Regions from separate parts of the Mus musculus genome. Here all the other regions are linked to region 1. Evidence: chromatin loops called from intact Hi-C (ENCODE). Cell type or tissue: heart. All regions are shown on one strand. Region 1 holds the start of Morn4 (MORN repeat containing 4). Region 2 holds the start of Exosc1 (exosome component 1). Region 3 holds the start of Pgam1 (phosphoglycerate mutase 1).

Region 1 (8,000 bases):
CATTCCCTCCAGACACAGCCTGGCACACCCCTCTCGATAACCAGTGTTCTGTGTTCTCCGGGGCTACAACCTCTGGATCGAAATTCCAAACCCAATTTTGGGGTCCCACTCACAGCCACCTTCTGGTCAGTACAGCCAGGACAGAGGCTCGCTCCCTAGCCCAGTCACCTGCTTGCCGCCTTAGTCCCTACCTGGTGGACCGCACTCCCAGGTCCTCCTCCCACCCGCGTCGCGAGCCTACCTGAGCTTGGCTTCTGGGCGACGACTGTCACGCCCCAACGCGATGCGGGTCTCCAGCAGCTAGGATCTTTGCTGCTCTGGGCTCCCAACTGCCACTCTCCCCTCCGCCACCTCCACCCGCCTCAGCCACACTGGACGCCGCCATCCCTGACGGGCCGCACTGGGCACAATTCCTGCTGTTCATTGGCTGTTACCTAGGCAACCGCGAGCAACGCCACTCCCCATTGGTCCAGCCCTCTTTCGTGCCATCTTTGTGAGGGGCCCAGTGTTTTGGGAGTCTGGGCCAAAGATCTGAAAGAGAGGTGGGGCTGAGCCGGCTGTCCAATCTCATTAGTCCCAACAGAAAACAAGGACCCAGGTTTCCCCTCTCCAGAGACCTCCAGGCATAAACTTTAATCCTAAATAAGGCTGAACAAGTGTTCAAAGTGGCTACCCTCTCTAAAGGTTGTGATTTTTAGATGCATGAACAACTCCACCGCTAAGTATGAAGAGAAAACCTAAACCGTGCTTTAGAAGCTCAGCTTTGTAATTAATGATGCGCTGCACATTTGCATTCATAGGGAATCACTGTGTTCCACGTCTTCTGTATTTAAAATATATTGCTATTATTGGAGCAAATCTTCCCAAATACTGTTCCCGAATGTCTGTATAGCTGTATGTTTATTTATTGAAGTGCGTGTGGGCAGCAAGTTCTTCAGGGCTTGGGAAGCCAGGGTTGTCCGTCGTTGCTTCTCTCATGGAACTCATATGACATGTGTGAGGCATTGAAAGACAAAGCAAATGGCTTCAAATAGCTTTTTGGATTGGGATTTCTTCAGCTGCAGGTTAGAAAATGGTAATGATGAAAATAAGGGTGGCTTTTCAGGACCTGTATGAGAACATAACGCCAAAAGAACGGTAGTTTGAAGTTAATTTGAAAAGATTTGATTTCTGTGTTCAAATCCTATCTTCGCTACTTACAAATTGTGTATGTTTTTGAGTAACTTAGTGAGCTCTCTGGCCTGTAAAATAAGATCAGACCAATAAATTCAATATGGTATTAATAATACTCACTAGGTAATATAAGCTAAACTGTGGAATAGATTGTAGATTAAAGTGCAGTCATTGAGTCGGGCGTGGTGGCGCACGCCTTTGATCCCAGCACTCGGAAGGCAGAGGCAGGCAGATTTCTGAGTTTGAGGCCAGCCTGGTCTACAAAGTGAGTTCCAGGACAGCCAGGGCTATACAGAGAAACCCTGTCTCAAAACAAAACAAAACAAATAAGTGCAGTCATTGAAAAATAGAATGTAAAGAAAGGGATCTCTTTAGAACTTGTGTTAGGAAATATGAAGAAATGAGATTAAATCACAGATTATGTGAGACCAAATTATGGAAAGACCTATAAATTTGCAACAACAACAACAAAAGCTTGCAAAATGTAGTTTCTTTGGCCAGCAAGATGGTTTGTTGGTTTGTTGGTAAGAACAAATTACCTTGTCTCCTTGGGACACAGCATCCAACATCATTGGAGTTATAATGGGAGTTAGTGAAGCGAATCCATGTAAGATACAACGCCCAGCACATACTTAGCACTGGGTAAGCGCTCTCCATGTGTATTTCGACATAGACTTACCTAAAAGAGAAACCTAGTCCCAAGTGGCAGACACAGAAATAAAGTTTGAGGGGAAAACTCAGAATTCCAGGGAGAACTCAGAATCTTGGATCTTTCCTTGCCCATAATATTAAATCCATTAGCTAAATGAGATGAATGATATCAAATACTATTTCCATGGTTCTGAGAACCCATTATATCACTACATGAGTTAGGTAGACATCGCTACATAGCTACTTTACCTATAAAAGGCCATTGAACTCTATATAGATCTTTGGCCAGGATGGTGTATTTATTTTTTGTTGTGTTGGAGGTGAACACAGGGTCTTCTATATGGTAAGCAAACACTCTACCACTGGGATAGCCTCTCAGCCCTGGAAGGATTCATTGGAAAAAAAGAAGTTGGAGACATTCTCACACATACAACTAAACAATAGCTCTTTCGGTTCAGTACTTCTCTCGAGTCGGAATAATAATTTGACTCAAGAAAGTAGGCTGATGGGGGCTGGTGAGATGGGTCACCAGGTTGGCACTTGTCACCAAGCTTGACAACCTGAGTTTAATCCCTGGGACTCACATAGAAGTGAGAACCAGTTACTGTCCTCTGACTACCACACATGCACACACACGAGACACACGTGTACATGCGATCATTCAAAAATGAAATAAACGGAAAACATTAAGGTGATTATGTGATTGGTCATCTTCTGTGAAAACTTCTGCTTGCTGGTGGTTCTGAGATGAAAAACAAAAATCCCATTAATCATAATCTCAGCAGTTATGAAAGGGGATGTCTGTGGAAGGCTTTTTGTGTCCTGATTATAGGTAAGGGTGATTACTGTCATTTTATAGATGGGGAACTTTAGAAAATTTAAAAATCAACTTCTTAAAAAAAGCTAATAATTTATAGAACAGAGCTTAACTTCAAACATCTCTGATTTCCAAGCCCATGTTTTTATGTATTACATTTTACACTATAATTGTATTGAAATTATTTATTTTATTATTTATTTTATATGCATTGGTGTTTTGCCTGCACTCTGTGCCTGTGCGAGGGTGTCAAATTCACTGGAGCTTGAGTTACATAGACAACTGTCATGTGGGTGCTATGCTCTTACCTACTGAGTCATCGCTCCAGTCCCTCCTTATTATTATTATTATTATTATTATTATTATTATTATTATTATTATTATTATCATTTTCTCTATTCTTCTGAATCTGTCTGTTTCTCTCTCTCTCTCTCTCTCTCTCTCTCTCTCTCTTCTCTCTCTCTCTCTCTCTCTCTCTCTGTCACTCTCTCTTCTGTGCCTGTCCGTGTGAAGGTACCTGAAAAGGCTTAAAGGAGGGTGTCAGATTCCCTAGAGCAAGGCTTAGAGGTTTTTGTGGCCCACCTGATATGAGTGCTGGGAACTGGTTCCGGTTCCGGTTCCGGTTCCGGTTCCGGTGTAAGAGCAGCAAGTGCCTTAGCTGTTCCTCCATGCCTGCAGCCTCTGTTCTGTCTCTAGGTTTAGAGTGGATGCGCTCTACATTGCACTCCTGCAAGCTCTGCCCTCTGAAGCTTCCGGATGTCACGTGCCCTCTGCTGGCTCACTAGGCCTTTAGTGTTTAGCTCTGCTTTTCCTCAGCCAAGCAGGGTGTCCTAAATAGGCTTTAGCCTTCTTCCTCCTTCACTTTGGCAATGCTCCCTGTGCATGGTATGCCTTTTCTTCCCTTCTCCCCTTGCAATTCAGCTACTTCCTTTAGCAGCTGGCTCTTGGTACAGACCCTGTATACGGCCTTTTCTCACGTTCTCAAGTCTATGAACTATTGCGAACTTTCAGCTAATATTGTTAGCTTTATATCTGTCTCCGGTGGTGCTTATACAGAGTGAGGACAAAGCTTCTTCCTTTTATTAATGAAAACGAGGACCAACTGTGTCTAGACATTCAGGTGAATAAAGTCACGGACTAATTTATTCTCAAGGGACCAAAGCTTTCCTCAATGATCAGATTTACATAGTATATGAGCAAAGCATACTATGTAAACTGCATGAAGACTGACATTTATTATTTACTTTTGGTTTTTCGAGACAGGGTTTCTCTGTGTAATCTTGGCCGTCCTGGAACTCACTATGGCCGCAAACTCAAAGAAACAGATCTACCTGCCTCTGACTTCCAAGTGCAAGGTTTAAAGGTTTAAAGGCATCCGCCCGGCTGAGGTACTAGGATTTTTTTTTTTTAACTTATTGCGATAGCACAAGTGACCTATGTCATTGTTGTCGTTTCAATTCTTTGTCCATAGCTGGTGCTTAGTGACACAAAAATGACATTTTGCAGTTTCACAGTCAGCTCAGCGTAGCCAGTCAATAAGTTAGCAAGGAAGCAGCTATCGGAAAAGCTTCCGAAGATCTGTCTGCCAATTGGAAGCTGGGGCGGGCTAAGGGCAGAGGGCGTACCTAACCCGGGTTTGTCTCGAGCATGCGCGGTCTCCACAGAAGGTGACGCGAAAGCTAAGGAGGCCGCGATTGCGTAGGCGCAGGTTCTGATTGGCCACTACACAAGCGCGAGGGGCCGTGCCTACGCGTCGCCAAGTAAACAGGACAGGCTAGGGGCGGAGCTACGGAGGCGCGGCTCCCTGGTTGGCCAAGCGGGAGGTGGGGGAGTGCCGCGGATTGGTCACGGCCGCGAGCTCGCTGGTGTGGAGCGCGCCGGGTCCCCGAGCCGGCGGCCTGAGGGATGGACGAGACGAGCCCGCTAGTGTCCCCCGAGCGGGCCCAACCCCCGGAGTACACCTTCCCGTCGGGCTCCGGAGCTCACTTTCCGCAAGTACCGGGGGGCGCGGTCCGCGTGGCGGCGGCGGCCGGCTCCGGCCCGTCACCGCCGTGCTCGCCCGGCCACGACCGGGAGCGGCAGCCCCTGCTGGACCGGGCCCGGGGCGCGGCGGCGCAGGGCCAGACCCACACGGTGGCGGTGCAGGCCCAGGCCCTGGCCGCCCAAGCGGCCGTGGCGGCGCACGCCGTTCAGACCCACCGCGAGCGGAACGACTTCCCGGAGGACCCCGAGTTCGAGGTGGTGGTGCGGCAGGCCGAGGTTGCCATCGAGTGCAGCATCTATCCCGAGCGCATCTACCAGGGCTCCAGTGGAAGCTACTTCGTCAAGGACTCTCAGGGGGTGAGCGCGGGGGTGCGGGCGCAGCGGGGGCGGCGCCCTGGGACCGGGGAAAGGGGGAATCGAAAGGGTGCAGAAAAGAAACTTCAGCGCCAGCCCCCGGCGAGATTGGGGATGCTTCTGGGGACTGGAAGTGGAGAAACCTCGCGGGATGAAGAAATCAATCAGAACCTTTTTGCAGGGGAAGGCGTGAGCGAAAAGAGAAAAGAGGAAATTGACCAGATACGGGGCAGAAAAGTCCTGACCCAAGCTGCTTTCCAGTCGGTCCCTTAGCTTCAAACTACTGGGACAAGTAGCTAGTCATTGCCTCCAGATTCAGGGTTTTAGACCTATTCTCTTTCACCTTTTATTTATTTATTTTAGTTTGGCCCAAAGCTGTGTGTCGACCCATCACGGACTCAGAGGATTTAATTCCCTCTTGTGTTGTGGGGCTGTCTTTGTAGGGATCCCAGGTTTCTTATTAGCAGTCATTGGTGACAGCGTGGGTGGATTCGTCAGTGTCATCTGTCCTGATTATTGCTCACTTCTGGGAAAAGGTTCATATCGTTGCTTATGGTTCCTCAGTGTCAGAGTGTGGAGCTTTAAAAACACGAAACTGTCTCCTGCCCTTTAATTTTTCCTTCAGTTCTATATTAGCAGTTTACTTAGCTAGGGCAGTTTTGCTGACCTTAATTCTGTCGCCTGCTTTTGTACTGGGGGGGTGTGGAAGCAGGATAATGTGGGGCATGAGGTGACTGAGGCAGCGAAGAAGTGACCTTTATCCATTTGAGACTTCATAAGAATTTAAAACTTTGGACACAGATCAGACCAGAGCTATTAGAGGATTAGTAGGTCAAGATATGTCAGCTCTTTCTTGTTGATGTTGTCAGATGTGCCAAATGGTTCATTTTAAAAATTTACTATTTTTATATGTATTAAAATTATGGGTGTTAAAGTTGTATCAAAATTCCCTCCCTTCCCTCTCCATATATCGCCCCCCCCCCCCCCACACACACACCGTTTCTCTCTGTAGCCCTAGTTGTCTCTGGAATTCACTCTGTAGACCTGGCTGGCCTTGATCAGCCTGCCTGTACCTTCCCAGTGCTGAGATTAAAGGCATGTGCCACCACTGGGCAGCTGGTCTCTTGCATTTGTGTGTGTGTGAATTTAAAAACAAAACCAAAAGCGCAACCTTAAAAATTAGCAGGTGTGGACCAAGCCTTTAATCCCAGCAATCAGAAGCTGGGGGTTCTTTGTTAATTGGAGGCCAGCCTAATCTACAGAACGAGATCTAGGGCAGTCGGAGCTACCTAGAGGCACCCTGTCTCATTTCACTGTAGCCCAGGTTGGCTTCAACTCACATTCCTCCTGCCTGAACCTCCAGGGTACCGTGTGGACTCTTTGTTTATCTTATTTTTTCATTTTAAAACTTTTTTTTTTGTTCTGTTTTGTTTTGTTTTTTGAGACAGGGTTTCTCTGTATAGCCCTGGCTGTCCTGGAATTCACTTTGTAGACCAGGCTGGCCTCGAACTCAGAAATCCGCCTGCCTCTGCCTCCCGAGTGCCGGGATCAAAGGCGTGCACCACCACGCCCGGCTATTTTAAAACATTTTATGTGTCTTGATATTTTGTCTTTATTTATGTGTCTTTTCCCAGAGGATGGTTGGGTCCCTGGAATTGGAGTTTCAGATGACTGTGAGCTGTCATGTGGGTGTTGAGAATGGAACCCCGGGTCTTTTAGAAGAGCGGCAGCTTCTGAGCCATCTCTCCAGCCCCTTGTGTGCTCGTTAGATGGGTTGCATGCTGCTGTGTGGAACTGGTCAGGGTGGGTTGTGACTTACTGCTCTTGATAGAGCTCATTTACCCAGAGCTGCCCTTGAGATTACAAAGCCAGAGAGCCATTCTGTCAACAGCGCTGGTATAAACTGGATTGGAAAAAACTTTGAGAACGTCCACAAGGCCCCTGATTCAGCTCCAGCACAAGAAGCCAAGTCAGCAAGACTTCATTCTTTTTTATTCCAGAACAGAATGGGACTTAGGTAGGAATTGTGTTTTGGCGGGGGGCGAGTGGGTAATGTGTAACGTGTTGCCTGGACCTTTTGATAGCCACAGGAGGAAGATTTTTGTTTTTTTCTCATTTAGAAGTATGTCAGGTCAACTGGGAAATGATCTGGTGCTCTGATAAATGGGAGTAACATGATCTGTGAGTTCTGTTACCTCAGTTCATCATGGAGGACAGGCCGTAGGGCTCGGGTTTGGAGGCTGTTGTTTTGGTTTGGGCGGTGGTTAGGATCTCAGGCTCTAAGTTTCAGGCCACTGTCCTCTGTTAGAAGTAAAAATCTACACACACATTTCCAAAACAGGAGAAAAAAAAGATTAGTAATATGATTGCCTTGCCCTGCTCCCTCTGAAAGTGTGGTCTAGGACTGAGGAGCCACTTCCTGAGTGCTTGTGGAGGTTAGACTGCCCACAGAAACAGTTTGGTATTTGTCACCTCAGAATCTGCACCAAATGTATTTAAATTTAATTAATGCTTAAATAGTGCTTACTGTACGGCAGAATAGTTCAAGTGCTTTATGAATATTGACTTGTTCCCTATAACCACCTCGGAGGTTGCTACTGTTTTGTCTCCACAGGTGACCCTGGGTACGGTGTAATTGATTTGCACAAGGTCGGTCCCCTAGGAAGGCATCTTGGCTCCGAGGTTCTGCTCCTCACCTCACTACTGTTTGAGAAGCAGTCAGCCATGCGAACTCAGTTTCTCTGGTGTCGGTTAGCATTGGGCTAGCCTGTGTGTGACAGATATTTTTAAATAATGACCAAAGGTGGGAAAAAGGTTTATTTATCTCAAATGTAAAGGGAGTCTATGGGCTTCTCAGAACCAGCGTGGCTTTTCACTGTGCTTGCAGATGTGCCCGTCCTCAGAGTGTGGCCTACACGTCCTCTGCTAATGGCTACTCAAGCTTCCTTGTTTATCAGCCATTGGGAAGAGGGAGAGAAAGAATGTGTCCCCACCCTTGCTGGCCCTTCCTAGAAGTTGCATC
Region 2 (8,000 bases), 160 kb before region 1:
ACCTTCAGAAGAGCAGTCAGTGCTCTTACCCGCTGAGCCATCTCTCCAGCCCGGAATTATGAATTCTTGATGCTAGGCTGGGATCTTAACTCACTGCATAGGAAATGGTGATGCTGAACTATCTACCTTGATCCTGGAAGTCTTCAGATCAACAGAGTACAGTGAAACTTCTTCAAACAAAATAAACAGAGCAAGCCTTTCTCACCTTTTAGAAATTCATTATTATTATTAGTAGTAGTAGTAGTAGTGTGTGTTGGGTGCACTGAGTGCAGGCTCATGTCCCACAGCAGAAGTGCAGAAGTGTGGAGGTCTGTTCGGTTTACTTTCTGTTACTGTGATAAATACACAGACCAAAAGTAACTTGGGAAGACTCCTAACATTACAGTCCATTATCAGGGAAAGCCAAGAAACGTAAAGGCAAAACCTTAGGGTCAGGAAGAGAAGCAGAGGCCATGGAGAAGTGCTGCTTACTGGCTCTCCTTGGCTTACCCAGCTAGCTTTCTTATACAATCCAAGATCATTAACCTAGTGGTGGCACTGCCCACAATGGCCTGGGCCATCCCATATCAAATGTCAATCAAGAAAATGTCCCATAGACAGGCCAAGCTGACAGAGGCCAATCCTCAACTGAGGCTCCCTCTTTCCAGGTTAACTCTAGTATGTGGCAAGTTGATCAGACCAGACACCATTGTTGAGTTGGTTTTCTCCTGGATTCATATTTACATGGGTCAGCAGGCTTGCATGGAAAGTGACTGACCAGATAAGCCACCTTACTGACTGACCCATGCTCTCCCCCACCCCTCCCCTTTTCCCCTTTGTTTAAGACAGGGTCTTACTATGTAGCCCCCCCCCCCCCCCCCCCGTATCAGCACTAGCCATGTACACCAGGTCGGCCTTGAACCACAGAGATACGCCCGCTTCTGCCTCTTGAGTGGTGGCATTAAAGGCACATGCTGCCCAGTCTGTCTTCTCTCTTTGGGACACAGATCTACCACGCAGCCCGGCTCCCCTTTGAGATCCCCCACCTCTCAAGCACCATCTGAGGAGTGTGCACCTATGCCTGCAAAACTTTCTGTGATGTCATTTCCTGGGGCTGGACAGATGGCTCAGCAGTTACAGAGCACTGGCTGCCCTGGTAGAGGGTCTGGATTCAATTCCTAGCAGGCACACGAGGGCCTATAGTCATCTGCGCCTTCAGTCCCAGGGGGTGCCACACCCTTCCCTAGGCTTTGTGGCACCAGGCATGCATATGACGCAGACAAGGTGACTATTCACACGCGATAAAACAAAACAAAATAAAGAATCATTTGCTAGACCCAAGGGTGTACTTCAGAGGAGTCCATCACTTTCCCACACCCCCCAAACAAAAGTCCTATGCCAGCCAATATGGCAGTCACTAACCACGATTTGCTACTGATTACTTAAAATGTGAAGAGCGTTGGGACTGTGGGGTACAGGGTCTCACTCTGTAGCCTATTCTGGTCTTGAACTACTGTCCAATAACTCTGTTCAGCTTCCAGATACTGAGACCACAGATAGGATGAATCGTATCTATATTGTAGCCTGGCTAAAAATAAAATTTTCATTTTTCTTTTCTTTTGAGACAGGGTTTCTCTAGGAAGCCCTGGCTGTTCTGAAACCACTCAGTAGACCAGGCTGGCCTCACGTATCTACCTGCCTCTGCCTTCTAAGTACTGGGATTAAAGGCCTGAGTCAACACATCCAAATAAACTTCAACAGCCCTATATAGCCAGGCGACTACTGAATTCAGCAGCCGACCATGGCAGCTATAGCACAGTGACTAGGACCCGCTCACCTTACAGGTGACGACAGCTCCCACATCTGGAAGCAACTGGGACTCTGTTTCTCTCATCACTGACACCACGGGAACCTGTGGAGAAAATAGAAAGGTCAGTGTAGTGGCTAAGTAAGCCTTGGTTTGAGAAAGCAGCCTGTAGATTAGTTTTTAGCCTATAGCAGAGGACATCAGTCATTTTAGGAAATAGAGGATCAGAAGCCATTAGAATTAGGTGGCCAGGTTTAATATAGCCTTTCTGATTAGTTGTAAATTACTGAAGATTCTCTTGGAATTTCCTGGTACAAATCCTTTTGCTTATAATTATGAATATCCTGACTCTTCCAAGCTATACTTTTTTTTTTTTTTTTTACACTTCATAAGTCAGATCTTGCAATTAAATGCTACAGAATGGCAACTCTTGTTTTAGTCCAATGGCAGCTGGCAAGTACCATCTTACCTCTCTTGCTTGGTGCGGTTTCCTCACCTTACTAAGTCCCTCCCATGTCAGTGTCCGTCTAACCCATTCTCTACAGGAGGATCACATTCTTTGCTCTCCTCCACCTCTACTTATATTCAGATGACTAAATCCTGTCACTGTCTAGAATGCACAGAGCCTGTTACATGTTCTTATTGTACCGCACAATTCTTTTGTACATTTGCTCATGATTTCTGTCCGCCTCCTCAGTAAGAAAAGCTGTGTATTGGGCTCGTGACTCTATCCCCAGTAGCAAATAAGGGCAGCCCTGAGCAGGTCACATTGAAAGTGCTCAAGAGACATCGATGCAGTGACTAAACACACAGGCTGAGGCTGACTTTATCTCCAGAACCAACAGACTGGAATCTGTTTTTACAAATAAGCTCAACACAAAGAGAGATGTTTAGGTCTAGCCAGTTCCTAAAGAGTTTTTATTTTTTCGGGAGATTGGATCTGTGGTCCCAGGGTCAGCATACTACGTAAGCTCTGTACTGATGAGCCACAAGTCTAAGGTTTTAGTTTTTATTTATTTTTTATCGTCTTACATGTATCAACGATTGCTTTTATCTGTGCCTGTTAGAAGCTGGGGATACGCTGGTGTACCACCAATCGTGGCTCCACTTAAATGTCTAGTTGGGCAAGAATCTAGTGATCAAGAGTAACATTTAAATAAGTGCCCTGGAGGGAGATTCTTGGGCATATCGATCCTTCTGCCACCAAACCCACTTTTTTTTAGTCAGAAGGTCCAGAAGGGCTTCTCTGGGAAAAAAAAAAAACAACTAAAAAAACCGATTAAATAAAGGGGTTGAGCAGGAGTGTGTTCCAGATAGACGACACGTGAATTGCACAGGCTTCGCGACAAGAGCGAGCTTAGTGCACTAAGACACTGGAAATCGCCAGCATTACTACATTGATGTCAGTGACGTGGGACACATGAAAGCGGAGGGGTAGTCGAGATGTACCACGTGAGGAAGCTCTCGGCTGGCTGGGCTACTCTTACATTTGCGTGCTTTTCCCTCCACTTCCTTCTGTGTGCATCCACAGAACTTAAGTCAGATTAACCTAACGGGTGTGCGGCCGGTGTGCTTCAGCACAGCGCAGAGATCACAGCCGGGAGACCAAAGCGTTCTGCGGCTGAGCCACCAAAGACGCGTCCGCCCGCTCTGCCTGTGCCCAAGGACCGGAACTCAACGGCACCCGGAGAGGGAACGCGCGCTGGGTAGCCGCTTCCTTTACCGCGCCATTCTCGCTGGTCTTCATCAGGCAGCCAGCCAGCGACGAAAAGATGTAGCCATGCCGGGTGTAGGTGCCGCTGCCGGGGCTGCCTTCCTCCAAGTTACACAGACGTTCGCCTGCAGAAGACAAGCTGCCTCAGCCACGGGCTCCCAGAAGCTGGTTGCCACACAGCCTGGAACTGCGTGCGGAGACCGCTCACTTACCGGGGATGCAGTACCTCACCGGTGGTGCCATGCTTGCCACCATCCACAACCCGGATGAGAACCAAGACGACTTCTCATTGGTCAGCTAGAGGAGCGGCCTCGCAGTTACACGAGTACCAATTGGCGCCTTCGACCGCACGGGGTGTAAGAGCGAGGTCTGACTCCATTTCCCAGGCTGCCCCGGGACAGATCTCTGGGCGTGCCTTTGCGGGCTCCGGGCCTCGCGCCTGCGCAGCTGGGTGGTGATGGGCGGGCGGCGGGTCCCGGTCCGCTGGCTAGCGCTGTGGGCTGAGGGCCATGGTGGGTCAGCCTTAGCTCGGCCCGGCCTGGGTCCTGAGCTGGAAGGGGAGGCAGTGGGTGGCGGACAGGGAGACTGGGCCTAATCTGGCTGATTGAGAAGCTGGCAGGAGGCAGGTAAGAGTAAAGGCGCGGTTCTTGCTTCCCATCCGAGTCCCGGTGTCCAGGCCTTTAAGTTAAGTTCCTGATCTCTCTACGACCTGCCCTGCGTGGATGCGTCCTCCTAGGTCCGAACGCATTTTCAGCCCCAACTCGCCCATTTCATGAGTTTGAAGACTCAGATCCAGGTTTGCTTTGTACAACAAAGTGTCGAAGTTGGTTCGAGACAGCCCAAGCTTAAGCCGATTTTTTTTTTTTTTTTGGACCTGAGCCCATCATAGATGGACCCTGCTGCACCTGGAGACACAACCTTTTTCTAGTTTTGTAGAACGACAGTTTCTTCTCTTGCAGGCAGATACTCTATAGAGTGTGAGCTCCTTAACTATGAATGAGCAGCTTGACGTTAGCATAGCATTCCTTTTGCTTTTTTTTCCCTTTTAGCATGTTAGCCGGGAAAGAAGCCTTCATTAATAGAATATTGTGCTTTATTGATATCTGACATCAGCTTGAGGTGGCAAAGGTTCCGGGAGCAGCAGCTTTTTCCGGATGAAATTTGCCATGACTTTGATCTCACTTTCATCTATTGGCTCTGGAGTTTATTGCTCTCTCCCCTTCCCTCCCTGTCAGCCAGGCTTCTTTGAGATACAGATGGTGATTTAGGGGAGTGCTCTTGCCTGCTAATCTCTAATCTGGTGGCAGATGGCCACTGTGGCCTGTGGGTCCTACTGAGAGGTGGCAGTACTTGGAGTGTGGAGAAATTATGCTGGCTTTATTCCTCCTCCGTGCATTCAGGTCATTCGTGCCTTCCCGCCACATTTAGATGTAAATACGACTTTGCTTTTTCTCTGTTTCCTGAGGGAAAACTTTTTCACTTGTGGCCCATTTAATACGTCTTTTTCTAGCCTCGTCATTATCCTGATATCCCATTAGGCTGAGGGGAGAGGGTCCTGGTCTCACTCTGTTCACTCAGAGTTGATAGGCACCACAAGCTTTCCATTTTACGGGTTTGATTTCCGGTTTGATTTGTCCTCTAGGTTATTGATCTCTAGAGCTATGATTCTAATACTGGTTTTATTTCTTTGTTAATCAGAAAGGATGAGCGCAGCAAATACTTGGGTGTTATCACATTGGTGAGAGTGTCTTTGCTGGCTCCTGTACAGCTGCCAGCCTTTCCTGTTCTGCATCTCTCCAGGTCATTCATTCAACAAGTATTTATTGAATACTTCTACAAGCCAGGTATTAAGATGTTTATAAGCATTTGATTTAAACCTTGGGCATATGTGTGTATATGTATGTATGTATGTACACGCATACATTTGTATGTATAAGAATTTAAGGTTTAGAGAAGAAGGTTCCAGGACTACTTATGGAAAGATTTGAACCCTAAATAGGGTATACATAGATGAGAATTGGTCAATCGAGCCTTAAAGTAGGCATTTCACACAGAACTCAAGGATGGAGAAGGTGATTGACAGTCGGATTCTTTATAAAGATACATTCTCGTGTATCTCATGCTGGTCTCAGACTGGCTGTGAAGCCAAGGATCATTTTTATCTAATCCGCTTGTCTCCAGATGTACACACATGCCCAGTTTTGAGGATCTTTATTTATTTTTTTTTAGGTGGGATAACACACTATGTTTTAGATAGAACTGATTGTCCTGGAAACTCACTCTGTAGACCAGGCTGGCCTCTGCCTCTGAATGCTGATATTAAAGGCGTGTGCCTCAATCTTTCTTTTTTTTTTTTTTTTTCTAAGATTTATTTATTATTATATGTAAGTACACTGTAGCTGTCTTCAGACACACCAGAAGAGGGAGTCAGATCTTGTTACGGATGGTTGTGAGCCACCATGTGGTTGCTGGGATTTGAACTCTGGACCTTCGGAAGAGCAGTCGGGTGCTCTTACCCACTGAGCCATCTCACCAGCCCCTCAATCTTTCTTTTCAACAGTTCCTTTTAATTCTTTCAGCTTCATAGGAAGTGATGGGAAAGGCCGGTCTCTTACCCTGTGAAGTGGCTATTGGTCTTTTCCCCATTACGCTTCAGTTTTCTTGCAGGCTTTTTTTTTTTTTTTTTTGCATCTTTTTATCTCACCTTGGGGTTTCCAAGATTGTGGAAGGAGATCATTAATGATTTTTGCAAAACTTTTTAAAGTGGGGTTGAGCCAGGGTGCAAGGAGAGTACTTTACTCCAGTTACTGAACTGAAACCCATCTCCACAGCAGAGTAGCTGCATCCAGTTTCTGCTGGGTCATGAGCTGCCTGTTAAATAAGTCAGTGAGGTTGCTGAAGGCAAAGCAGTATTCCTTATCCATCCATCATTAAAACAGATTATTTTTACGAAGCTAATGAGACTATCATGGAAAGTCTGTTGGTGTCTCTGTGTCCACAGTTGTATTCATTGCCTGGGCAGTCAGTGTCTGGGAATTTTGGGGCCAAGACTATCAACCACAGAAATGCTACTTAAACAGAGAAGACCTGGAAAAGCTCCCAAGAGGGCAGGTCCCTCCCACTACTGTCTCATACTCTGAATACTTGAAGTTAACTTGGTTGCTATATCCCAAGGATAAGACTGGGAGTGAAATTGGAGACAAAGTATCTTATGTCATGCAAGTGGTGGTTGACTGTTCTTATAGCTCACAGCCATCTGAAAGTTTCAAGGGATCCTCTGGCTATGGCACTAGGCACAAGCATGGTACTGTTGCAGCAAGTTTGATCACATTGTGAATCCCAAGATTATGTTATTTATTTACTGAAAAACTGTCTAGTTGTGGTGTGGCTCAGATTTTTTTTTTTTTTTAAATATTTATTTATTTATTATATGTAAGTACACTGTAGTTGTCTTCAGATACACCAGAAGAGGGAATCAGATCTCATTACGGGTGGTTGTGAGCCACCATGTGGTTGCTGGGATTTGAACTTCGGACCTTCGGAAGAGCAGTCGGGTGCTCTTACCCACTGAGCCATCTCACCAGCCCCGGTGTGGCTCAGATTTAGCACACACTTTTAATCCCTCTGGCTGGAATACAGACACTTGCTTAGTTCACACCTTTAATCCCAAACAATGAAGGTAAAGTTAGTTTGTAGAAGGAAGCACCCATGTTTGAAAGTGATGTCTAACTGAGTGGCAGACAAAGTGATGAATCAGAGAAAGATTTTGACAGGATAGGATATGCCTAAGTCTCATGAGAAGAGAGAGGAAAGGAAAGATGTGTAAGAGAGCAGTGCAGAGAGAGGAAAGAGGCAGTTTTATTGAGACAGTTTTACAGAGACAGGTTGCAGAGAGAGAACAAGCCAGAGAATGAGAAGGAGCCAGAAGATTAGAACATACTGCCAAAGTTAGTATGAAGCCACGCATAGTAATTTAGGAGAAGCTGAGAGTGTTTTGAGGCAGAACAGCTGAGATGAACCAGAATCAGCGATAAGTCTCAGGCTGAAAACCTTCTAGGCCGAGATTAGATTGTATGGAGGCTAGGAGCTTCTAGGACTGGGCCTAGGTTAGCAGATGGAGGGGAGACAACAACTAATTCAGGCCAATAAAAGATACTTTTAATATGGTCCACTTACATGCAGTTGTAAAGAAATACATGGAGAGCGACAGGGGAAGAGATACCCGATACTCATGTCTGGCCTCCACATGTGTCCTTCACACACAGAAAAGAACTCCGACTTAAAGCTGTTTCTCTTTACTGTGGCCCTTCAAGTGTAAATTACCTGGGATTTCCTGCATAATCATGTAGTATAATGTAAATATGACCTTCATTCCCTACATCCTGTAATATGGTTGGAATAATGACACTGGAAATCCTATAGAAAAGTGACCTTTTCTATTTTCATAGCTGATGACTGGCCTAATTGAAAAGTGCTCTAACTTGATGATTTGGGGTCTTC
Region 3 (8,000 bases), 170 kb before region 1:
ACCAGGACGAACAGAGGTCCTAAAAAATTCAATTCCCAACAACCACAGGAAAGCTCACAACCATTTGTACAGCTACATAAAAATAAATAATAAATCTTAAAAAAAAAAAAAAAAAAAAAAAGCTGTGCTCTAACTGGCGTGATGAACCACGCCTTTAATCTAGCACTTCGGTGGCAGAGACAGGAAATCTCTGAGTTCTAGGCCTGGTCTACAGAACTTGTTCCAGGACAGTCAGGGTTACGCAGAGAGACTGTCTCAAAAAAAAAAAAAAAAAAAAAAAAAAAAAAAAAAAAAGCAACAAACTAGAAACAAAAAACAACAAAACAACCCAAAAGAACAATGTTCTGTTGAAGGGAAATAGCAACAACCCACGTTTAGGTTTATAGAGTATTTTACAAGTGAGGCTGAGACGTCTTATGACTTGTCCGAAGTACAAGTTAAAAGGAAAAGGGTGTATATTGGAATTGCGCAGGGATGGGACTGTGGCCTGGCAGGGCTGAAGAACTGGTCAGAGGATAGTTGATCATCCCTAAAGAGGAAGCGCGGCGTGTCCAGTCGGCGCCTGGAGCTCAAGCTCGCAACCAGCACCCTCCGCGCTCCTTGCTTACGTGCGCTCCGTGACTGCCGGGTAGCACGCGGGTACCGCTACGTACAACGCATGCGCACTGCCGCCGCGGTGCACTACACCCCCCCCTTAGCAGGCCGCAGAACTTGCCTGAGGCGCATGCGCACACGGGGCGGGCGGCGGTCTGTCGAGCGAGTGGAAAGATTTCGGGGAGAAAGTGCGCGGAAGCGGGGCGGGAGACTGTAAGTGCGCAGGCGCGACCGGGGCGGGGGGCGGGCTGCGAAGAGAATCTCGGCGATCCTCAGTTGCTGCTGCATCCTCTGCCCGTCGCCATGGCTGCCTACAAGCTGGTGCTGATCCGGCATGGCGAGAGCGCCTGGAACCTGGAGAACCGCTTCAGCGGCTGGTACGACGCCGACCTGAGCCCGGCGGGCCACGAGGAGGCGAAGCGCGGCGGGCAGGCGTTGCGAGGTACGAGCGGGACGAGCGCTGTGTGGCGTACTGGGCCAGCACCGGCCTAGGGGTCGCCTGAGCCCCCGGGCCCTCTCGAGAGGCGGGCACTTCGGTCGGCCTCTGCAGTTGAATTTTCATCTGGGGAGGTGAACGCAGGGTGGGGAACCCGCTTGTCAAGGTCACCCCGTTAAGTCTGAGAGTCTGTGCCAGAAAGAGGGCACAGCCGCCGCTAGGCTAAAATCTGTTCTTCCGGTCCGAGCAGCCCCACCTGTGGCGCCCAGGACCCTTTAGGGTACCACGAGGGCCTAGGGCGCCTGGCGGACGATTCCCCGTGACATCAGTGGCTGTACCGGAGTATACTTGAGGCGCCTGCCCATCATGGCGAAGCGGCAGGTCACGGGCTCGCCCTGGGTAGTGGGGGGGTGTTAGGTGGGGATGTCTAATGGCCTTTGAGACAACCTGGAAACCGCGTGCTTCGGAGAGCTTTGTAGCACAGCAGCAAACCACAAAACCGAATCCAGGAATGTGAGTGGGTGATTTCAGTTGATGCTCTCTCCAGCCCTATGAAGCAGGCAGATCTAATTTCCCTCCTTTTTACCTCTCTCCGTCCTCTTGTTATAGTTTAGAAAAGTGACTGGAAAGATTTGTCCAAGGTCATACAAAACTTAGTTCTAATCCAGTGTCCTTGCCCCATTTCTGGGTGGAGTAACAAGTAAGTGTGAGGAACTGGCGGGCCCTTGGCCAAGGACAGAGGCAGAGCAAAGGGTGAAAGCGTCCAGGAGATAAGCTCGCCTTTGCCTATCCATGCTGGGTGCCCCGCACCACCCACAGTTCTCTGTGATTTTGGAATGCTAATAAGAAAGCAAGGCCTCCCCGCTCCCTGTAGTGAAGAGGCACTTCTCTTGGTGATTAGGGCACATCCTAACTTGGACACGGCAGTAGCTGTGTAAAAGGGTTGCTCATGCCTACCTGAAGTGATCTTGTGTCTTGGTTGCCCTCCCTAGCTTCTTGTACACCCTTTTCAGATGAGGGAAGATTTTGAATACGAATTCCTGAGGCAAGGAAACATTGCTTTTTGAGATGCATGGCCTATGTAGGAGAGGCTAGAAAAAAGGAAAGTACTGGTTAAGGAAGCCATTTTCTTGAGCTCTGTGCCATGAAGCACTGTGTAGACCTGTGGTAGTTTGCTTATGCCTAGCTCAGGACAAAGTTAACTGCCTCTGTTCTCTGGGTATAAGATGATTATACGTTGAGCTGGAAAATAACAAGATCCATTTCAACCTTAAATACTATAGCACTAAGTTTTAGAACCTCACACGTTAGGCGCACATGGTGTTGCATGCCTGTAATTTTTCTCAGCACCCAGGCAGCTAAGAAGGGAGGCTATAGAGCATGGGCCAACTTGGACTACACAGCTGGACTGTCTTTATAAAGCTACTGTAAGTTTAGCATCTCCCAGAGATATCACAGATGATTAAAGGATGGAAGATTAAAAGCAAAAACCGACTGAGGGCTCCTGTGGATAATTGAGTAACAGAAAAGACCCAAGGTGCATACCATTCATTCCACCAGTGTTCCTCCTGCAGATTTCAGAAGGAAACTAGAGAGGCCTCCATGCAGCCTCAGGCGGAGGAAGGCCAGGGGTGAGGGGGCGAAGGGGGGGATGAGAGTCCATTGTCCCCCTGGCTGTACTTTGGATTAAATGGGTGTGTCTTTGTGCTTCTGATGCTATGGCATTCTTGCCAGGGTCCTCAGGGGGTACCACTTTGTCCTTGGGGACTATTTGGAAATAATTGCAGTGAGACAGCAGCCTGTAGCATCTCATCACGGGTGCTGAGGCTTGTTCTGTGGGTGACTCAGCCTTTTGTTGGGGAACATCCCTCCTCTCCTGGTTAAGGAGATGGTGAAGGCTGTGATGATGGCTGTCAGTTCTCATCAGCTTGTCCAGAGGCTCGGGGGTGAGATTGTCTTTCCTTGTGGGTGGTAGTGGTTTTCCTGGTATTAATCTTCCCTGTCCCCACTAGCTGGTCTCAGTGGCCTCATTGTCAGTTGACTGACTGGCAGGAAATTTTACTTCTTTTTTTTAATAACTGTTGCTAGTCTCAATATGAAGCAATGCCCAGAAAAGTTTGTGGTTAAACTTGAAGAGGGCCTTGTGTGCTGGTGAACACAGGGGTGTGTCCTGGGATAAGAAAAGGGACAGCTCCTTAATTCAAAAATATAAAGACAAGTCCAACTAGCTAGGCTTGAACTCAAGATTCCCCCAGGCTCCCTCTACTGAGCTGGGATTAAAAACATGCTGCCGAGCCCAGTGCTTGTCTTTATTTGCTTGTCTGCTAAAAATGGGTTGAGAAGATAGTAACATCATAGGATTCTAGTGAAGACGAAATCACAGTGTGGTATGGGAGCATGAGCCCTTTAGAAAGGTTAGCTATGACTTAAAGAGTTCACATGTTTTAAAGATTTATTTATGTATAGGAGTACACTGTAGCTGTCTTCAGACATACCAGAAGAGGGCATCAGATCCCATTACAGATGACTCTGAACCACCATGTGGTTGCTGGGAATTGAACACAGGACCTCTGGCAGAGCAGTCAGTGCTCTTAACTGCCAAGCCATCTCTCCAGCCCCAGAGTTCATAATTTTATGATCCTTTTTCTTTTTCTTTTTTTTTTTCCCCTTTTGCTCCTTCCTGGTGTAGAAGGCTTAAGATTTATTTTATGTATGTGAGCACAATGTCACTCTCTTTAGACACACCAGAAGAGGGCGTCAGATCTCATTCTAGATGGTTGTGAGCCACCATGTGGTTGCTGGGATTTGAACTCAGGACTCTTGGAAGAGCAGTCAGTGCTCTTAACCACTGAGCCACCCCTTCAGCCCTTTATTTATGATCCTTTTTCACTAAAACAAAATTAAACCCATTTTTCTATTGAGTAAGCACAGGTCTGTACACATGTGCATGCCTTGGGGTGCATGTATGGGGGAAGGACAACTTGTGGTCATCACTCCTTCCACTGTGTGGGTTCTGGGGATTGAACATGGTTTCAATCAAAATGTGTTCAGGAGTTAGAGTAAGATGTATAGCCTCAGGTTAGTTGGTTAACACTGCATTATTGGAATTATTGGAGTCAAGAGGAAGTGTGCTATTTGCTGTAATGTAAGTCGACAAAATTTCACTCAAGGGATGCAAGGATAATAAATGCTTTGCCAAAGAGACTTCTGTATAAAATCCTTGGAGCTCATGTTAGCCTTGCTAGCTTCTCACTTGGACTTTTTTCCTTCTTTGAGACAAGGACTCTTTGTAGCCTGGGTTGTCCTGGAACTTGCGGTGGAGGTCAGGTTGACCTTGAACTCACAAAGCCCTGTTGTCTCCCTAGTACCAGGATCACAGGCATGTGCCACAATACCTGGCTCATTTGCACTTCTTAATTTCTAGATGCTGGCTATGAATTTGACATCTGCTTCACCTCTGTGCAGAAGAGAGCAATCCGGACCCTCTGGACAGTCCTGGATGCCATTGACCAGATGTGGTTGCCAGTGGTCAGGACTTGGCGCCTCAATGAGCGACACTATGGCGGTCTGACAGGTCTCAACAAAGCAGAAACTGCTGCTAAGCATGGTGAGGCCCAGGTAAAGATCTGGAGACGATCTTATGATGTCCCACCGCCTCCCATGGAGCCTGATCACCCCTTCTACAGCAACATCAGCAAGGTATGGTTACCGATGCAGGTGCGGTCAATTCATCAGCATTGAGTTAGCATGTGGGCCTCACTCCAAGTTCTTATTTTCCAAGTCTATGTGTATGGGTGTTTTGCCTGTATATATTGCCTGTATATATTGCCTGTATATATGTGCACACATGCTTGCCTAGTGCCTTTGGAGGTCAGAAGAGATCAGATCCTGTGGAGCTAGAGGTGGTTGTGAACCTCTGAGTGCTGAGAGCCAAACCTGGGTCCTGTGGAAGAACAGCAAGTGTTCTCTTTTAACAGCTGAGCATCTCTCCAGCCCTAGGCCTCTTTTGTGTCTACATCTTGTCATTAACCTTATAAAATTACAATAGTAATAAGTAATATAACTCCCATTGCTAAGTAATGACCTTCACTTGTTATAGGATTTAGTTAGAAGTTAGTATTGTATCTGAGAGGGTACCTTCTTTCCACATCTCCACTGCCATTTATAAAGCCATTTCCAGCCTTCCCAAGCTAGCAGCAAACTAAAGTGAATTGGGAAACCTTGTTTGTTTTGTTAAACCTCTTCCCTGGATTCTAAATTATGTGTTTTGGATTGGGAAATGAGGATGCAGAGCAGTGACTACTGATCATCTTGTTCAAGTTCTGAGCTGCATTCTGGACCCTTGAGGGAGATGTTCATTAGTCACGTAATCCCTTAAGATCAGAGCTAGGTAGAATTGATAGACATGAAGTGCAACTTGGAATAACTGGCGACCTTGAAATAAGCCTTTGTTGTTGTTTAGGATCGCAGGTACGCAGACCTTACTGAAGACCAGCTCCCCTCCTGTGAGAGCCTGAAGGACACTATTGCCAGAGCACTGCCCTTCTGGAATGAAGAAATTGTCCCCCAGATCAAAGAGGGGAAAAGGGTCTTGATTGCCGCCCACGGCAACAGCCTTCGGGGCATCGTTAAGCATCTGGAGGGTAAGTGTATCTTCTTCCAGGAGTCCGTAAGGATGATTAAACACAGCTGTTAGCATCAGACTGAGTTTTGTAGCAAGGAAACCTCTGGGGAAAGTATGATAGTGCAGATGGACTTAAAGACAAACTTGTTTCTTCCTTTCTCAATCTACGGTCTGCCAGCAGGATGTGGTGGCTTACACCAGGGAGGCTGAAGCAAGAGAATCACTTAGAGTTCCAGGCCAGCCAGGGTTATATAGTGAGACCTTGATTCTAAGGCAACAGGAAGTGCGTTACAAAATAGTGACAGTGGGCCTTTGACACTCTGCTATATATAGGATGTTCAGTTCAGAACTGTCACATGCTAAGTGACTCTATGCATTAACGTACATGCTTACTTGCTTTAGGAGTGCCGGCTGAAACTGTGATCATAATGATGCAGGTCCTAGAGGCCTTGAGGACCTAGAGGTGCAGGTGGCTAGGCTATAGGATGTTCCAGGAGAACATAGTCCTTTCTGCTTTTCCACATGTACTTTTGTAGGGATTTCTGTAGTGTAACTTTCTGCAGTTTGTTGGTGGCTCATCTTAGAATCTTGTATACTTTAGTCACTCTTTCTAATGTTAAGAGGCTTGAAAGTTGTAATTGGGGGCTGGTCCATGGGGCACTAGATCCACTAAGATCCACTAGATCCACAGAAAGGATGTTTTGTTTGTTCCTACTTAAGTGCTTTGCTATTAGTAGATAAAGAGTAAATCTATAGGGGATGTGGACTCTTTCTTGTGGCTGAAAATGGTGGCTCTTTTAGGTCTCTCAGAAGAGGCCATCATGGAGCTGAACCTGCCCACGGGCATCCCTATCGTCTATGAACTGGACAAGAACTTGAAGCCCATCAAGCCCATGCAGTTCCTGGGAGACGAGGAGACCGTGCGCAAAGCCATGGAAGCTGTGGCTGCTCAGGGCAAGGTGAAGAAGTGAAGGCGAAGAGGCAGACTCCTACCCCGACACCCTCCCTGCCTGTTCCTGCCTCCTGCACCCTCCCCAGCACCTGCCACACTGACTATGTCTTTAGGATTTTAAGTTTAAGTTGTAGCTGCAGATGGGGGCCTGTGGCTCCCGTTTTCATTGTAGTATTTTATCCCCTGCACCCACTCCCTTCATAGAATCTAGTCAGAATAACGCCTCTGGGGGTGCAGGTTCTCGGACCACATCGAGGGACAGCTCCCTGTACCAGGAGAGTTGAGAGATAGTAACTATAGTTTTTCTTAGGTCTTTGTTTACTAAGGGTCTGCTTAGGAAGAATTCAGGGAGGAACTGTGCTGTGGTGTGACCAATGAAAAGCTGCAGTCCAGTTTTGTCCCTGGAACCTGTCCTGCACTCTTCCTGCAGTTAGGTAACTGGGGGCATAGTCATTCCAGTGGAGAGTGGAAGTAACCTCATGGTGATTTTTAACCCTAATTTCTCTCTGACCCTAAAGGAGCTGCTGGCCCTAGAAGGTTGGGATCAATCTTGTCAAGTCTATGTTACACTTACTTTTACAAAAAAAAGTATATATACATATTATCAGCACACAAAAGCAACTCTGAGGTTGCTAGTGACATTTGAAACAGTCCTGTGTGGTCACCAGAAAATAAGCCATTCCTCATATCAGTGGGATAAACTCCTTGTACCTCTTGCTGTGTTTGGATCCCTTGGCCTTGTTTTGTAGAGGTGAAGTACCCCTGGATCATGTCCGAGTTTTTGTCTTTCACTGTCTGAATCATGTTCCAGCTGCTTGACCCTACCGTGTGGGTTCAGAGCTCGTTTGGGCGTAACAACTAAGTCTCTTTCCAGATCAGTATAATAAAGGAGTGATGTGCAATACTTTACTGTTTGTCTTGTGTCTGTGGTCTGAGAAAACCACAGCATTCAGTTTGAGATGCACATTAAGTTCTTGTTTTAAAGGTGCCAGAGGTGGCTGGCTACTTTGAGGGATCCAACATCCTCTTCTGGCCTTGGACACGGTGCACAAACATACTCACGGGGAAACACCCATACACATGAAAGTACACCTCACCAGCCATTAAATACACTGACGTAACCAAGTTGGGAAAGGAAACCAATAACTGTTGGATGTCCAACATGGCTTCCCAGAATCTCCTGTAGAGTTTAAGAATGAAGGATTGGAGGGGTGGCTCAGTGGTTAAGAGTACTTGTTGCTTTTGTATATAACAAAATCAAACCATGTGGGTTTGATTTCTAGCACACACCCACATGGTGCACATACAATACATACATACATACAAACGGGTAAACCAAAGAGTAAGTTAAGCATCAGGAGGCCTGGCAAGATGATGGCTCTGTAAACAGGTAA

What was found. Hi-C counts contacts between places; a loop is a spot of excess contacts. Peaks named below come from ENCODE experiments on the same cell type or tissue, not always from the same donor. Only the 100,000 strongest peaks of a DNase experiment are listed, where the experiment ranks them.
Region 2: it touches region 1 in a loop (2.4-fold over the local background); 1 of 42 quality-filtered maps calls a loop at or near these places.
Region 3: a loop joins it to region 1, with 2.9 times the contacts of the local background. A loop is called at or near these places in 1 of 42 quality-filtered maps.

What each region holds. Positions count from the first base shown.
Region 1 is chr19:42,085,956-42,093,955 of GRCm38, forward strand. Morn4 (MORN repeat containing 4) reads right to left here and starts at 415. Exons shown (of 5, transcript NM_198108.2): 1 at 242-415. Pi4k2a (phosphatidylinositol 4-kinase type 2 alpha) reads left to right here and starts at 4,480. Exons shown (of 9, transcript NM_145501.2): 1 at 4,480-4,981. The coding sequence starts at 4,547. In heart, a CTCF peak has its summit at 4,585; DNase peaks (open chromatin) are centred at 446, 3,406 and 4,346; H3K4me3 peaks cover 3,506 bases; H3K27ac peaks cover 3,151 bases.
Region 2 is chr19:41,929,540-41,937,539 of GRCm38, forward strand. Exosc1 (exosome component 1) reads right to left here and starts at 3,775. Exons shown (of 8, transcript NM_025644.4): 1 at 3,713-3,775; 2 at 3,510-3,625; 3 at 1,817-1,891. The coding sequence starts at 3,743. Zdhhc16 (zinc finger, DHHC domain containing 16) reads left to right here and starts at 3,906. Exons shown (of 11, transcript NM_023740.3): 1 at 3,906-4,126; 2 at 5,199-5,344. In heart, a CTCF peak has its summit at 3,850; a DNase peak (open chromatin) is centred at 3,872; H3K4me3 peaks cover 2,725 bases; H3K27ac peaks cover 1,284 bases.
Region 3 is chr19:41,911,151-41,919,150 of GRCm38, forward strand. Pgam1 (phosphoglycerate mutase 1) reads left to right here and starts at 721. Exons shown (of 4, transcript NM_023418.2): 1 at 721-1,036; 2 at 4,455-4,729; 3 at 5,493-5,673; 4 at 6,456-7,515. The coding sequence starts at 898. The coding sequence ends at 6,625. In heart, CTCF peaks have their summits at 3,560 (motif pointing right) and 3,760 (motif pointing right); DNase peaks (open chromatin) are centred at 711, 1,401 and 1,751; H3K4me3 peaks cover 4,083 bases; H3K27ac peaks cover 3,036 bases.